2 separate regions of the Mus musculus genome follow, and region 1 is linked to region 2. Evidence: chromatin contacts called from ENCODE Hi-C or POLR2A ChIA-PET data. All regions are on one chromosome and are shown on one strand. The core of a region is the stretch at or near the end of the contact, and the rest is flanking DNA. Distances in the headings are between cores, read along the strand shown. Region 1 overlaps Pacrg (PARK2 co-regulated). Region 2 holds the start of 1700110C19Rik (RIKEN cDNA 1700110C19 gene).

Evidence for each region. A loop is a pair of places that touch in the nucleus more often than their neighbours do. ChIA-PET counts read pairs that join two places held with the same protein, here RNA polymerase II (POLR2A).
Region 1: a map of heart shows a loop between it and region 2 (2.8-fold over the local background). The contact joins the enhancer-like site here to the promoter of 1700110C19Rik in region 2. A Hi-C loop is called at or near these places in 1 of 37 maps with a recorded cell type or tissue (heart). POLR2A ChIA-PET finds 5 or more read pairs at or near these places in 3 of 5 experiments (all embryonic stem cell).

Annotation. Positions count from the first base shown.
Region 1 is chr17:10,412,893-10,416,201 of GRCm38, reverse strand. All of the region lies in intron 4 of Pacrg (PARK2 co-regulated), which reads left to right. Among named protein-coding and RNA genes, the nearest start is that of A230009B12Rik, 42 kb to the left of the region's middle. Within about 2 kb of position 1,626, at least 1 of the 3 ENCODE cell types and tissues checked has a DNase peak (open chromatin) inside an H3K27ac peak, as active enhancers do; it is heart, where a contact is called at or near this core.
Region 2 is chr17:10,323,203-10,326,238 of GRCm38, reverse strand. It overlaps 1700110C19Rik (RIKEN cDNA 1700110C19 gene), which reads right to left and starts at 1,637. Exons shown (of 3, transcript NR_045461.1): 1 at 1,449-1,637; 2 at 1,045-1,184. Gm46608 reads left to right here and starts at 2,828. Exons shown (of 1, transcript XM_017317774.2): 1 at 2,828-3,036.

The sequences.
Region 1 (3,309 bases), core at 377-2,876, 90 kb before region 2:
TCAGACACCCAGGTCAAAGTAGCAATCCGTGTACAGGCAGAGATCTTAATGGTGCTATATGAAGTGGGATTGTATCTTCTCAAGTTGACCTTATCTCAGAGATGGGACAGAGACTCAGGCTCATACCCTCCCCATCTGGACATCTCTCCCTCTTGTTGTCCACATCAGGCAAGGTCCGTCTTCCCCAACCCATCTCATTGTCTTACATAAAATTAGATTTACAGTATGACTATTAACAGCCACTTAGCTATCTCTCCTCAAAAACAATAAAGAAGGGAATCGTTTTGCAGGCACTAAGCCCCCACAGGAATGCCACAAGATGCTATCTGAATAATTTGAGGCCCCCACATCATGGTCATGATGAAAGGAAACTCCACATTTTCCAGTTGATTTGCTAGAATGGCAACTCTCAGAGAGAAGCAGCAATAGAGGAAATAACAATAGCAAAACATGTTCCTGAGATTCGAAAAGTCAAGACTTAGTGATGGCACAGCACAGAACTATTGACTTTCATCTACCCAATCCTGCCTGCCACAGTGGGAAAACAAGGTCATTCACTTAGACACCAGGACTGCCGAGGGTCTGGAGGAAGAGGAGGAAATTACTGAGTATAAGCTTAAGCTAGAAACTATTGACACGTGAAATCCTCCCGTCAGGGACCATGACTACCTGGGCTGCAGACAATCTGCAGCTTAGTGACAGTGTGTCCTGTAGGTGATCACACATGTCCTGACCCCACTGCTCTTGACTCCATCATGATCCAACGCCATGTTTTAACATCACTGTGACCCTCTGAAGTGGTAGAATGAGCCTCTTTTATCAAACACTAGGGTAAAATGTAGACTACACAGTGCTCACTGGGGTCTCTCCCTGCCCATTCAAGAGGAAAGTTACATTATGGATAATCTGCCGTGATGAAGGAGTAGTGTGCATGCAGTTATAATGACCAACATGTTTCAATGGGCTTTGATAGCGCTAAAGACACAACCTGCAGACTCTTACTCCTCACTGCCTCCATCCTGTGGATATAGCATCAAGGCTGTTTCTGTCAGAGCGAATTGGTAGCAGGCTATGCAGGGTCAACAGCAAGTCGGCCTGCATCCTCTTGACTGTCCCCCAAACCATCGTTTTGTTACTGTGCTGTCTCTGTCCCCACTCATCTGGACAGAGTCCTGATTCAGAAAAAAAAGCAACCGGGTATGCTAAACTCAAGAATTTCAGGAGATAAAAATGTAAGCCAGGCAAACAAACATTCTTTTTTCAAAAGTCTCACACGTCAGCATGTTCCACTTATCAGCACTTCCAACAAGCTCTGGTGTCCATTCTTGTGCAAATCCAACTTTGCTCTGGCAAATTAAATGGTCACATATTAATTTTCCTTTACAGTCTCTCTCTCTCTCTCTCTCTCTCTCTCTCTCTGTGTGTGTGTGTGTGTGTGTGTATGTGTGTCTGTCTGTCTGTCTGTCTGTCTGTCTGTCTGTCTGTCTCTGTGTGTCTGTATGCATGCATGTCCTCAAGAAGTTTTGATTAGACTCAGCAGAGCTGCAGACACTGGTGAGTCCAATCAAAACTTTGGACACTGGTGAGTCCGTTGCTATGCAAGCCCCAGACACTTGGTGAATGTCCCTTGCCACATTTAACTTACCTACGTGAAAGCTGATAAAAGTTGATCGCCAGAGCTTTGAAAGATAGTTCAAGGTTATTTTTAACTGAGACACTTAGGAATGGCTAGAGGGTGTTAGCTCTGTCCCGTTTACAGCACTTAGCTCAGTTTAGCACAGCAGATTGCTTTGATTTGTTCATTAAATATATAATTTTTTTGCATTAATTGAGCTCATTTGATGAGAACTATTCCCACTCTATAAAATTTCTGGCTAATGGCTTGGAAATCTATTCAAATTCTGTACTCATAAATTCATTTCAGAACTTTCAAAGAGTAGATCTTTCAGGCAAGCTGAGATGTAGCCCGCATATCCAAGCAAAGCCTAACCTATAGAAAGACTGGGGCAGCACAACACGGCTTCTTCGTGCCAGCACAATCACGGAGAGCATTTATTTAATTTTTTAAAGTAGAACAAATCGTGCATCACACCATACAAGTCTTTAGCTCTGGGCTTTGTGCCTGGAGGCAGGCTGTCACCTGCAGATTCCCTCACACGGCACCCTTATACAGGGTACAAGATGGCTTGGGAGCTGAGATCATTATGTAAATGAACGCTTCTTCTACATTTATTTGTCTGTGTGTGCACATGTGGGTGCACACGTGCTCTCTCTCTCTCTCTCTCTCTCTCTCTCTCACACACACACACACACACACACACACACACGGAAACCCAAGAACAACCACCCAGTTCCATTCCAAAGGTGCCATCTACTTTTTTGCTTTTTATTCTTTTAGGGACAGGGTCTCTCACATGCCTGGGGCTCACAAAGCAGGCTCAGCTGCCTGATGAGCCTCAGGGATCCACCTATATCTCTGTCTCCTCAAGGTCGGAACTGCAAGAGCATGCCACCATACCTGGCTCTTTTGAGTGGGTTCTGGATGGGGCAGGTTGGGAGGATGCTTTGGCCCTCATGCTTGGAAGGATGGACTTTAGCAATGAAGCTCTTTGTCCAGCACTAGACAAAAGTTGTAAGGACCATAACATGTGAAATCAAATTTTGGAGAACTCAGACTACTACTTGATTTGAGAATAGCATCTTTTAGAAAGCCTCAGTTACAGAAAAGAAAACAAAACCACAAGACTAAGAAGTGGTGGTTGTGTTGTGGTGTTGTGTTGAAACGGAAGGTGGTGCTAACCTTTGCCATGCAGGCTCACCTAGACAGTCCACAGGCAGCTAAAATTATCCCAGCAACTTTGCAACATTCCCGAGTAGGCTTCTGTAAGTTCTTCCAAACAAAAAAAGCATTTGTGTTAGTCTTTATCAAGATGACAAGAAATGACCAAGTATCTCCGAGAGAAATTTAATCAAGCTAAACTTAAATATTAATTACAAGCTCCATGCAGATCTAAGTTTTCTGGAGCAAAGGCTGCTAACAAAGTCACTGGGATAATCAAACTTTTCCCTTTGGAAAAGGAGAGATTGTTCAGTGGTTGTTTGGCCTTCTCCTTCCACCTGGAGATTACGCATAGCATGGGAGTGTCCTGCTGAGCATCTCATAGGAAGACCATGGCCTCCCCATCTTCATGAAGACTGGAAAGCTTGAATGTGATTCAGAAAGGTCACCAACACTTGTGACTTTCCTGTGGCCTTCTGTGTCTGTTTTGAAAGCTGTTGAAAGGCCAGTATGCCCCCTTAGAAGGTCCC
Region 2 (3,036 bases), core at 388-2,887:
CTGTCAGTGTCCACCCTGAGGCTCAGCTGAGAGACAAGATGGCTAAGGCAGGAATGCAGGCTGCTGGACACAAGCACTTTGGTGTGTTTTGACTCTAGCAACAACCTATTCCTCCAAGTGTTAACACTTGAGAACCAGAGGACAGTGCTGAGGCTGTCAGAGCAGGGCCTTCGCTGACCCCCTCGCTACACTGGGATGTGTACCCAAAGGAACTGTTCATACTTTAGACAAAGTATTACTTGCTTTCACTGCAATTCACAAAACCTGGTAAATTCAGGGTTAGTGAACACAGACAGAATGCTTTCCAGGCACGTAGAGGCGGATGCAGAGTAACAGTGAGTATGTTTTTAAAGACCGCTGGGACGAGTGTAGCCCCAGCCCTGGAAGGCAGGTTCCAGGTTCCTGCTGGGGTATGGGGAGAGCCTGGGGCCCCAGGGACTATACTGCGTGGCTCAGTCTGTGGCCGAAAACTAAGTGGTATGCAAATCATTCAAAATTTAGCAGGAGAGTTGTCTCCAAGGTCAGCCTGAGCTACATAATTTGGGCTACAGACCCTGTCTCGAAAAACCAAACTAAACAACACACTTGAAAGCTGATAAAGCTGTACTGGTGGAGAGTATCAGGGCTGTGAATAACTGCTTCTAATCTTATATTCAAATACATAATAAAGCAGGGGCTGGGAAGATAGCTGAGAAAACTTGCTGATTTTCGAGGGGACCTGGGTTTGGTTCCTAGCACCCACATGGCAGCTATAACCACCAAACACAGAATAAAGAGAAAAAGCACGGGGATACCATCACTGCCCACCAGCTTCCCCTTAATGTTGAAATTAGAGGCGATTTATCTGGGGGCTACGGATATTTCATATTAATAGAAATCTCTTCTGTTCCAAAATTCTTAAGAATCATTGAATCGGGCCAGGTATGAGACACACATTTTCCATGCCAGAAATTCCACCCCTCCAAGTATATACAGGCCCTAGTTTTGATCCCCAGTCGTGAAAAATCCCTGCAAATACTGTTCATGAGGAACCAACTCTCAGACCTTCTATTTCCCTGCAGTGAAGGCAGAGAGACCTCCTGCACCTCCAGAAGCGGCTGTGACCGGCTTCCCGACTGCTCCCCGCTTAGAGGTCGGATTTGTAGAGGTGGTCTTAGTCTTCTCCTCTCATTTACTCAGAGAAGCTGTAGGAAGAGGGCAGAACAGAAGGAAGGAAAGCTCAGCACCCCCCCCCCCCCAGCCAAGGAATCTCTGTTCTGCCTGTAGTTTCTCCAGTGCTCTACTTGTTATCAAGTTATAAAGCTATAAATATATAATGTGTTGGGTGGGAAATTTGGTTTTGCAAAATATAAAAAATATAAAGCTTCCAGCCCAAAGCATTATACATCTGAGGGAAATGAAAGCAGTTGAATCTTTTACAAAGAATTTTGGAATACAAAATTGGACACCTTAAGAGTTTTCGTTTTGCAGTACTGGAAATCCTACCAGGTAGGCAAGTTGCTCTGCTTCTGGGTTCTGCCCTCAGCCCAACAGCTGAAGGCTTTAAATGCATCTCTATGTCATCTGGACATGGGGCTACCCAACACAGAAACTAAACATTAGAAATCTGCTCTTCTCTGTGAGGACTCTTCAGAGCCAGAAACGTTTGGAACTTCGAGACTTAGAAGCTTCAAATACACGGAGTCGCGTTCTCATTCTTTCCACTTGTTAGGAAAGAACCCTAAGGACTTTATACACTCAGAGACCGCAAGGCAGTTAACCAAATGCTGATTCTTTGACAGTTGGTTGCATGGATACAATGTATATTGATTGTACCTACCCCAGCCCCCTCTCCAGGATTCCCCTAGCTTGTTCCCTTCTCCCTCTTTATGTGTTGCTGGAATTTCCAACCCCAATAGTCCCGTATAAAAAAACACGCAATTCAGTTATTATAATTATAAGCTATAAGCCTTATAAGGGCATATCTAATACTAGTCTAACTGACCCCCCACCTATAAGGCCCTTACTACTTCCAGTTTCTCCTGGCCAGGTAGTTCTGCTCCATTACTGCTTCCTTCTCCTCTTCTCCATGCTCTCTCCTTCACTTCTCCTCTCTACCTGGCCTCACTCCAAAGACTTCTTGTCCCACCTTTCCCCTCCACTGCCAATCACAGGCTCTAGCCTTTATTGACCAGTTAATACGGGGAGAGAGAGAGAGAGAGAGGGAGAGAGAGGGAGAGAGAGGGAGAGAGAGAGAGAGAGAGAGAGAGAGAGAGAGAGAGAGAGAGAGAGAGAGAGAGAGAGGAGAGAGAGAGAGAGAGTGAGTTAGTTCCTGGGCATCCTGATTTAACTTCCTGAAGTCCAGTCACTTTGAAGGTCTGATGTGAATGAATCCTGTCTCCAGGGTTTACTGACTCGTGGACCAGTCACTGTCTCAGCTGTAAAATTGAGGCAATTAGCAACTTGGCACCAGTGTACTGAAATAACTGAAGTGTCTGACTCCCCAGAGCACTCCTGGTAAGTCTCACACCGACCTTCTGGAAACTCAGTTTAGAAGTCACATATGCCACAATTACCAGGAAAATACATCCAGTCTCTAAGCTGTAGTAGAGAAAATGGCATTTGGATTAAGTGTCTGGGGACGACCTAAGTAGTTATATCCTTTGCTTATAAAATGTTTCTCCACATTAGCTGTTTAAAATTAACACACTGAACCAAATGGTATCTACTGAACATAGTAAAATAACCTAATCACCCACTCATTCTGAGGTCCTAGATTCTCTTCAGGTCTAGATCCTGAAGAGAAAAAACCATGAAATTAGCCCAATCCAGAGAAGCACTACTGAAATGAATGCTCTGAGTCAGTATGAAAATTGGTCAACACAGAGTGCATTTGAAGCTCAGTGTAGAGTCCTAAAATTAATAGTTATTTTTTGCTTGAAGATCTGTATAAATGTGGAATGAGAAGGTCACATTACATGGCATGAGGGCCTGCATCCTGCTCTGAGTGTTTCTACCTCTACAGTTTCATTTAGGGTCAAATGAGCAGAAACTTTA